Regions from separate parts of the Homo sapiens genome. Here region 2 is linked to region 1. Evidence: read pairs that join two places in POLR2A ChIA-PET (ENCODE). Cell type or tissue: Panc1. All regions are shown on one strand. Each heading gives the region's core, and the rest is flanking DNA. Links, peaks and the distances in the headings are about the cores only. Region 1 has its middle 92 kb from the start of FILNC1. Region 2 has its middle 75 kb from the start of MIR3668.

Region 1 (5,398 bases), core at 188-5,187:
GCCACTCCTCTATCAAGGAGGTAGAGCATAATTTCCACCATTTAAGTGTGGGCTGCACATAGTGACTTTCTTCCAATGAGGACAGTATGGAAAGAAGAAAAAGAGTAACTTCATAGTGGAGACAACTGACAAGCACTTCCTCAGCCAGGTGATCAAAATTATCAACAGTGATAAGTCATGTTGATAGGATGTACTCATGGTATGATGTAATGAGAATGGCACTTTACCTCTGTGGCTTCCTTTTCCAAACCTCACAACTTTGGACTAATCAGGACTAAAACATTATACCAATTCAAATCAAGGGATATTCTACAAAATATCTTAACCATCACCCCTGAAAACTGTGAAGACAATCAATAGCAAGGAAAGTCTGAAAACCTGTTATAATCTAGAGAAGCCTAAGGAGACATGAGGCTAAATGTAATGTGGCATCCTGCATGTAATTGTGAAACAGAAAAAGGATATTAGATGAAAACTAAATAAATCTGAACAATATGTTGACTTTAGTTAATAAATATCAACACTGGTTCTTTTATTGTGGCGAAAGTACCATACTAACTGAAGATTTTAAAAATAGAGGAACCAGGTACGGGTTATATGAGAACCCTCTGTACTATCTTTGTTGCCTCCCTATAAATTTAAAATTATTCTAAAACAAAAGTTTATTTTTAAAAAACCTTGTGAAGTCTCTTTAATACAATATATAAAAATCAATTGTAGGTGGGCTAATGTCTTAAATGTAAAAGGCAAAACTCTAAAATATTTAGAAGAAAAAAATTATCTAATGACTTAAGTAAGTAATGATTTCTCTCTCTTTTTTTTTTTTTGAGACGTCCTCTCGCTCTGTCGCCCAGGCTAGCGTTCAGTGGCGCCATCTCGGCTCACTGCAAGCTCCGCCTCCTGGGTTCACGCCATTCTCCTGCGTCAGCCTCCTGAGTAGCCGGGACTACCGGCACCCACCACCACGCCCGGCTAATTTTTTTGTATTTTTAGTAGAGACGAGGTTTCACCGTGTTAGCCAGGATGGTCTCGATCGCCTGACCTTGTGATCCGCCTGCCTCGGCCTCCCAAAGTGATGGGATTACAGGCATGAGCCACCGCGCCCGGCCTTAAGTAAGTAATGGTTTCTTAAACAGTACACAAAGGTTGTACACCATGAAGCTATGCATATGATAAATTGTATTTTAGAAAAACTAAACCTTCTGTTTAGAAATGTTATCATAAAATGTGAAAAGAAAGGCCACAGTTTAGAAAAACAATATTAATAACCAAGGATTAATATGCAATAGATTAAAGACTTCCTATAAATCAATAAAAGTGAGTTTACTACTCAATATAAAAGTACTCAAAATACATCAAGAGGCATGTCACAAAGAGAAAAGAAAATGGCTAATATGTACACAAAGAGATGTCCAATCTCATTAACAACCTGGAAAATTAAAAAAACCACAATGAGATGCCATGCCATACCCACAAAATTGATAAAATTAAAAATTAGATAATTAAAAAATTTTGATAAGAATATGGAATTATCTGAACTCTACTACTAGTATGAGTGTAAAATGTTGTACAACCATTTAGAGAATTAACCTGGTAATACCTAGTAAAGCTGAAGATGTGCACTTTCTATAGTCCAGCCATTCCACTTTCTTTTTTCTTTTTTTTTTTTTTTTCTGAGATGGAGTCTCGCTCTGTCCCCCAGGCTGGAGTGCAGTAGCGCAATCTCGGCGCAGTGTAAACTCCGCCTCCTGGGTTCACGCCATTCTCCTGCCTCAGCCTCCCGAGTAGCTGGGTCTACAGGCACCTACCACCACGCCCGGCTATTTTTTTGTACTTTTAGTAGAGACGGGGTTTCACCGTATTGTCCAGGATGGTCTCGATCTCCTGACTTCGTGATCTGCCCGCCTCGGCCTCCCAAAGTGCTGGGATTACAGGCGTGAGCCACCACGCCCGGCCCAGGCATTCCACTTCTAAGTAGAAACCTTAGAGAATCGGCCTGGTGCGGTGGCTCACGCCTGTAATCCCAGCACTTTGGGAGGCCGAGGCGGGCGGATCACGATGTCAGGAGATCGAGACCCTCCTGGCTAACACGGTGAAACCCCGTCTCTACTAAGAAAAATACAAAAAATAAGCCGGGCATGGTGGTGGGCACCTGTAGTCCCAGCTACTCGGGAGGCTGAGGCAGGAGAATGGCATGAACCCAGTAGGCAGAGCTTGTAGTGAGCCGAGATCGCGCCACTGTACTCCAGCCTGGGTGACAGAGCGAGACTCAGTCTCAAAAAAAAAAAAAAATAAATAAAATAAAATAAAAAGAAACCTTAGATAATCTATTGCGCCATATATAGGTACATTCATATGTAGGTGCATCCATACATAGATGCTTGTGCCACATATATGCAGCATGTATATTTAGGAATGTTCATTGAAACATTGGTTGGAATAGCAAAGATTTGCAGATAATCTAAATGTGTGTCTGTATTTGAATGGATAAATCATGGTCTATAAGTAGAAAAAATGAACAAACGACACATCAAAACAGATTGATCTCAAAGATAATTTTGAATAATAAAAACCAGTCTCAGAAGACTTTGTACAATATGATTCCATTTATAGAACATTGAGAAGCATGTCAAAAGTAAACAGAAGTTTTGTTTGGAGATATATAGACATTATATGTATACTGGAACATTGAGGTAATCAAATGTTATATAAACAAACTTTTTTGTGTTTTCTTTGAGGACTTGTAGCTAAATTTTATAGTTTTTCTCTCTTTTCCAGTTTATAGAATGTTAGCTTGCATTTTTCATTATGTTGAGTATGCCTGCTTCTAGCAGTACTCCCCCATGTCCCTGTAATTTGCTGCTTTTTATTTTTGGTGGCCTAGGAAACAAGATAACTAAACTTGTTAGAATCTTACATAAGACAAGCAGTCTCCAGATTTGGGCCTGGGGAACTCTCCTATGAGAAAATTGCATGACCTTTTGTACATATGCAATGTAACAGTCATTCATAAAACAAATATTTAGCAATTTCCTATCACATACCAGACACTATTCTGGGTTAAAGAAATGCAGCAAAGGACAGTAAGGCAAAGTCCCTAAACTTATGTAACTTGCTGTCTAGTGGCATATGTTTGGGCTCTTAACTGTATTTTAAATAGGCAAGCCTGTTTCACAAAGACAATTTGGGTGAACAAGGAATTTCTGTACACACAAATACAGGCAATATTCGCATTCCAGTGTGTGTATGTAGAAATATAAAGCCCATAGCCCTGCAGGTGCCAGCTCTATGTGTATGACTGTAGACGATGAGGAATTGCTCGTAGATCTGATAATGATGCTACATGAAGGTATAATGGTATGGTACTGTTGGACACATTCTATATCCTAGATTATGTTTGCTATAGCCTAACCAACCCATGTTTGAAAGTAAAGCAAAACATTTAAACCCTCTTTTTTGGATAGTATTAAGTTTCCTTGCAAGTATACTAAGTTAATATATATGATCAGTATGCAAAACAGGTGCTATTTCTAAAGCTGACTTGCAAAACTTTAAGAGTGACACCAAGCACTTCAAAATACAAACTGATCATCTAGGGGTATAGGGCAATGTGTTAATAAGGTACTGGAAGACTTTCTTCTCTAAACATATTAGTCTTTATTTCTGAAAGGCTTGTTTTCACCTACCTCATCAGTCTTAAACTCAATAGAAAAAACAAAGAAATAAAATATGTCCATTCATTCAGGATGGTATATTAGAATCTATACTTGTGGTATTTAACTGTCTAATAGCATTATCAAGCTATCTGGCACTAAATTCAAAATGCACCTTCACGGATTGTTGTTCTAAATCTGTTATCTGGTTCAGAGACAAGAGCCAATTTGAAATGTCCATTTCAGTTGTCATTTGAAAACATCTTTTTCACAATGCTCTGAAGCTAATAGCGGTCCTGAAAGTATTTGAGAATAAGAGGACACTTGACTTTTCTCAGGGTATGAAAGTGCATGGCCTCTGGACCCATATTCTCATTTCGCTGGGTAAAAATAATGACTAATCAATATGAGGGGCTAGGTGACATCGTAGGTTAATTCACTAGGAGTTAGCATCTTGACCTGGGAGTTTACATAAACATCTTGTCTCAAAATGAGTCTAGTGCAGTGGATTGTTTGTGGTGGGTTGGTTTCCCGCTCTCTCCCTGGTTTAAAACAATACATATTTTAAATAGTTTGATTCAAATCACATGATGATTGTTTCTCCTGAGGAAAATCCCAGCACTGGGTCAGCAGGTGGGTTACAGATTAGTGATGGCTGGGACGTGCTGACAGCTGTGTGCGAGGGTTGCCCGGCATCTCCTCCACCTCCCTCCACATGGCCACTTGGGGCTTGTCAGTTACTCCTGGCCATTGCTGCTGTAATTTAGCTAATTCACTCAAACCGTAGTTCTGAAAGAACAGTAAAACAGAGTCATCATCAACATGGAAGGTACATATAATGCATAAGACCAGACACATCTACTTTTTTCAAAAAAGGTCTTACATTTTATAGTTCTAAGTGATTAGTTTTATACTGCTTTACAAAGTAAACTCAATGTGGAGGTCATAATGAATGAATCCCTAGATGTTTACCAAACCCCAAATTAAATTGCATTCTTAATTGTTTTGCAAATACATTGGCTTACCTAATTAAATAGGAATGACTCTATGTTGCTACAGAGGATAGAATATTGAAGCCTTTAGGACTCATTTCAAATTAGCTATTCTGCTTGATTAACAAATTTGGCCCATTCAGGTTTTTTGGTACTGTGAAATAATGTCATGCTATAAGAAACCACTGAAACAAATGTTTTTAATGCAAAACATTATTATTTTGGAGAGTTATAAATAAAATATATTTACTTAATTTATTTGAATAAAGAAATAAGATATGTTTACTGAATTTATTTGGAATTTCAAATTTTTCAACGTTTAAAATCACACTTTTTAATCTTATACATTTTGAAGAAATAAGTAAACAGAAGTTTAAAAAAGCATAGTTACGGGGGCCTTGCTATGTGGCCCAGGTTGGTCTCAAAAGAAAGTTTTAAAATTACCTTTCTACATAGAAAAATAAGAAAAATTGATTCATTTATATCTAAGTACCATAATAGCAGTAATATCAACAGAAGCACACAAAAAGTTTATATTTTAAAATCTTGATAATCTTAAAGTTTTCTAAAATATTTGGACATACATATAAATATTCCAATATCAAATTCTAAACTACAAGAAGGTAAAGTGTGAACAGGTCTTTTTTTTTTTTTTTTTTTTTTTTTTTTTTTTTTTTTTTTTTGAGATGGAGTCTTGCTGTGTTGCCCAGGCTGGAGTGCAGTGGCATGATCTTGGCTCACTGCAAGCTCCAC
Region 2 (5,398 bases), core at 79-5,078, 600 kb after region 1:
TATTTGTGTTATAATGTTAAACAGTAGTGGTCCTAATGACATATTTTTATTGTTTCTGATTTTAATGCCACTTAGACAAATGGTCCTCAAACTTTAGCATGGAACAGTTCATACAAAGGGCTTGTTAAAACACAGATTGTTGCTCTCCACACCAGTCTTGATTCTGTAGGTGTGGGATGGGGGCAAAGCATATATATTTCCAACACGTTCTCAGGTGCATCTGACACACTCGGAACAAGGCCCCACTTTGAGAACTACCATATGTTATCAGGCTCTTTAGTATAAAGCTGACTTTTGCTTCAAAATATCATGTACTTTTGATAATGTTAAGTGACCCTTTATTCTTTTTTATTAAGAGTTTTGTCAGAAATGAATGTGGGAGTTTTTCAAATGACTTCTGGGAATTCATAGAGCTGACAATATTGTTTTATTTCCTTTTCCTATTAACGTGATAAATTTCAATAATAGCTGTCCTAATACTGTAAAACCTTAGCATGCAATAAATTTGATAATGGCATTTTGCATTTTAATATGTTACTACTACATTATAATTGACACTGTGAAGTTTTTTGTAAATGTCATTGAGTTTTCATTACTATATTTTTCTGCATTGTATATTGATGTTAAAAATCATTCCATAAATATAATTTGAAATATTTTCTTCTCTACATATGTTCTAGAAGTAAAGTTATCATAGTAAAGTTATCAGTTTCTTGATGTTTTGATAGATTTCACTAAAGACATTTTTAGGATTGGCATTCTTTGTTATTTTCTTTTGTAGGTAAATACTGATAATTTTTACTTTTCTTAAAAAACCAATTGCTTTAGCAATTAAACATACCTCTAAATAACAAATGGATTAAGAATAAGTCTCAAGATAGGTTAAAAATATATTGAACTAAATAAACATGAAAATAGAACATCGAAATTTGTGTGATTAGCAAAAGCAGTCTTTAGAATGAAATTTTTAGCATTGAATGTATGTATTTAAAAAGAAGAAATATCTAAAACCAACAATCTAAAGAAAGGCAATATACCCCTAAAGCAAGCAGAAGAAAAGTAATAATAAACATTGGAGCATAGCACAATAAAATTAAACACAAGACATTAATAGAGAACATCAACAACACAAAGACCTGGTTCCTTGAAAAGTTCAAATTCATAAACCTCCAGTCAGGCTAATCAAGTGAAAAAGAGAGAAAAAATTAATGTTGTCAGAGATGAAAAAAGAGCAATGACTACTGATACCATGGATATTAAAAGCATAATAAATGAATGTTATGAACAATTGTATGCCCACAGATTTGATAACCTATATAAAATGAGCCAATTCCTCCAAAGGCACAACCTACTAAAGTTTACCCAATGAGTAATAAATCATCTGAATATGCTCATGTCTATCAAATAAAATACAGAATAATATCTCTCATGAATATTGATGCAAAATCCCCAAGAAAATATTAGCAAACCAAATTCAAGAAAGTATAGAAACTATTATACACCACAACCAAGTGGAATTTATTACATGTATGCAAGTCCCGTTCAACTTTAGAAAATCAAATAATGTAGTCTATTGTATCAATAGGCCAAAGAAGAAAAATCAGATGATAATATTAATAGGTGTTGAAAAGGCAGGTGATAATGTTGAATACTCATTCCTGATAAAAACCCTTAGCAGACTAGGAATAGAGGAGAAATTCCTCAAGTTGATAAAGAAAATCTACAAAAAACTATAGCTAACATCATGCTCAATGGTCATAATTTTCATATAACATTAGGAACAAACCCAGGATGTCCTCTAACACTATTCCTATTCAAGATAATACTGAAAGTATTAGCTAATGCAATAAGATAAAGAACTAAAAAATACAAACTATTTTTATTTGTACCTAATATGTTTGTCCATGTAGAAAATCCCAAGGAATCAACAGCAACAAGAAAACTCCTGGAACTAACAGATTATAGCAAGGTTGTAGGATGCAAACCTAATACACAAAAGTCAGTTCCTTTTGTACATGACAACAATGAGTTATAGAAATTTGAAATTTAAAACACAATGTGACTTATTTTAGCATGAAAATTTAAAATTAGAAAAAGAAATGCTAAGATGTACATTTTAAAAATTATATACCAGATTGATATGAACAAACCTACCAACCCTGAAAGAAATCAAAGAATAACTAAAAAATAGACATTTTATGTTCATGAATAGAGAGACTCAATATTGTTAAAATGTTAGTTCTTTCCAACTACATCTATAGATTCAACACAATCTTACTCAAAACCCCAGCAAGTTATTTTGTGGATATCAACAAACTAATTTAAGTTTATATGGAAAGGGAAAGACACACACTAGTCAAAACAATAGTGAAGAAGAGAAAAATAAGAGGACTGACACTACCCTACTGCAAGACTTGTTATAAAAGTACTTTGATAAGGACAGTCTGCTATTGGTGAAATTATAGGCAAATAAATTAATAAAACAGAATTAAAGTTCAGAAATAGACCCACACAAATACTTAAAATAATTTAGTCTTTCCAGGAAATGGTGTGAGATAACATGGACATTCAAGTGCAAAAACAAAAGCAAACACACACACACACAAAAGAAAGAAATTTATCTAGACATAGACCTTAGACCTTTTATAAATTTAACTTAAATAGATCATAGAGATAAAGATAAAATTAGAAAAGTATAGAATTTTTGAAAGATAATATAGTAGAAATATCTAAGTGATCTTGGGTTTGGTAGTGAATTTTTGGGTATAACACAAAAAGTATTATCCATGAAAGAAAAAAAATGAAAACTTAGACCTCATTGAAAATAAAACTTCTGTTCTGTCAATCACACTCCTAAGAGAGTGAAAAGAGAATCCACAGGCTGGGAGAAAATATTTGCAAAAGATACATCTGATAAAGGATATGTATCCAAAATATACAAAGAACTCTTAAAACTCAACAATAAGAAAGCAAACACTGCAGCTGGATGCAGTGGCTCACATCTGTAATCCAAGCACTTTGGGAAGTTGAGGCAGGTGGATCATGAGGTCAGAAGTTCAAGACCAGCCTGGACAACATGGTGAAACCCTGCCTCTACTAAAAATACAAAAATTAGCTGGGCATGGTGGTGGGTGCCTGGGAGGCTGAGGCAGGAGAATTGCTTGAACCTGGGAGGCGGAGGTTGCAGTGAGCCGAGATCTCGCCACTGCATTCCAGCCTGGGTGAAAGAGTGAGATGCCGTCTCAAGAAAAAAAAAAAAAAAAAAAAGAAAGCAAACAATGCAGTTTAAAAATATGCAAAAGATCTGAACAGACACACCTCCAAAGAAGATATACAAATAGCAAATAAACATATAAAAATGTTCAGTGTTACATATCACTAAGGAATTTTAAGTTAAAACAAAGAGTAACCACTACACACCTGGTAGAATGGCTGTAATCTGTAAAACTAACACATACCAACTGCTGGTAATGGTGCAGGGCAACAGGAGCTCTTATTCATTGCTTAGGGATGCAAGTGGCATAGTCACTTTAGAAGGCAGTCATGTAATTTCTTGCAAAGCTATACATAGTCTTATCATACATTCCAGTAATTGAACTCAGAGGTTTTTACCCCAGTGAGTCGAAAACATGTATCCACATAAAATTCTGCACATGAATATTTATAGCAGTTTTGTTAATAATTGCCAAAATGTAGACGCAATAATGATATTCCTTTAATAGGTGAGTGGGTAAATAAACAGGAGTACAACAGTACAACAATTAAAACACATGAGCTACCAAGCCATGAAAAGACACGGAGGAACCCTAAATGTATATTTCTAGGTGAAAGAAGCAAATAGTCATACCTAGTCTATGATTCCAGTTATATGACATTTTGGAAAAGGTGAAACTATGGAGACATTTAAAAGTTCAGTGGTTTCTCAAGGGTTGGGGGAAGAAATGACAGATGCATATGTGAAAGGGGATTTTTAGGCTGGTAAAAGTACACTGCATGATACTATAATGGTGAATATATGGTGTACATTTGTCAAAATTCATAGAACTGTACAACACAAAAAGGAAACCCTGATGTGAACTATGGACTTTAGTTAATGTTTAGAAACTGCTTGTAATTACATTCCCACATGAACAAACAATATGTAGTAATTTATGTAAAAGCACATATGTATGTACATGTGCGTTAAAAAAGTATGAAAACATAGTGACTATTATCTCCACCTGAAGAGATTTGGAATCATTTTTATCCATTTCCTTATGCTTTTCTGTATTGCTTATTTTTCTGTTATTATTTCATTTTTATTAATATGAAAATAATCTGGGCTGGGCTTGGTGGCTCATGCCCGTAATCCCAGCACTTTGGGAGGCTGAGGCAGGTGGATCACCTGAGGTCAGGAGTTCGAGACCAGTTGGGCCAACATGGTGAAACCCTGTCTCTACTAAAAATACAAAAATCAGCCAGGCGTGGAGGTGGGCACTTGTAATCCCAGCTACTCAGGAGGCGGAGGCAGGAGAATCGTTTGAATCAGGAAGGCAGAGGTTGCAGTGAGCTGAGATCGTGCCACTGCACTCCAGCCTGGGCGACAAGAGCAAAACTCTGTCTCATAATAATAGTAATGATAATAATAATAATAATAATCTGATTTCCTTAAACTATCAAAATAAATACTAATTTAATGGCCTCTAGTAAAATATTGTAGGCATAGATCTGAATGTAAGAATAGTTTATATAGATTGTTCCTAGGCACCTAACAATGAATCTGTTACCTACTAATTCCTAGGCACCTAACAGTGAATCTGTTATCTACTAATTTATTCATAGAATCTGAATAAAATAATAGTTTATATAGTTTGTTCCTAGGCACCTAACAATGAATCTATTATCTACTAATTCAAAGTGTATGCTATTCCTGCAATATTTTACTTCCTCTTCAAGATAGATTTTATTCTATTTATAAGTGAGTTTGTTCCTAAGGGCATAACTTTAAAAGGGAATAAAAATGTGCTCTTCTATAGTATTTTCTTATTTTGATAGATATATTTGTTATTTGTGAAAGGCTTTCATTTCACTTATATGTGGCAGTTCAGTTGACATTAATAAAATAACACTTTACTTTTTACTCATTATTTTATAGTATGCATAATCTGTTAGGTTATAAGCTCTCCTAGTATTTTCTTGGTTTCTTTTGGGATATGAAATATTTCTGCATAATTCTTATGACCTATCGTAAGAAACTGACTTGTCTTAAGAGAGTCAACACTGCCATATTTGTTCTTTGCCACTATTCTTACACATTAGTAACTTTCTACTATTTTTACTTTACAAAGCATCTTTTGTTTCTGTCACATTTAAGATAAAATCCAGATAAAGCAATCCTTGGTTTCAGCATTAGTTAATT

What was found. Peaks named below come from ENCODE experiments on the same cell type or tissue, not always from the same donor. Only the 100,000 strongest peaks of a DNase experiment are listed, where the experiment ranks them.
Region 2: POLR2A ChIA-PET joins it to region 1 with 13 read pairs; 1 of 35 experiments calls an interaction of 5 or more read pairs at or near these places.

Annotation. Positions count from the first base shown.
Region 1 is chr6:139,676,729-139,682,126 of GRCh38, forward strand. No RefSeq gene overlaps it. Among named protein-coding and RNA genes, the nearest start is that of FILNC1, 92 kb to the right of the region's middle. In Panc1, for the core only: no CTCF peak of the experiment used is centred there; a DNase peak (open chromatin) is centred at 3,013; H3K27ac peaks cover 1,429 bases.
Region 2 is chr6:140,277,925-140,283,322 of GRCh38, forward strand. No RefSeq gene overlaps it. Among named protein-coding and RNA genes, the nearest start is that of MIR3668, 75 kb to the left of the region's middle. In Panc1, for the core only: no CTCF peak of the experiment used is centred there; no DNase peak of the experiment used is centred there; H3K27ac peaks cover 837 bases.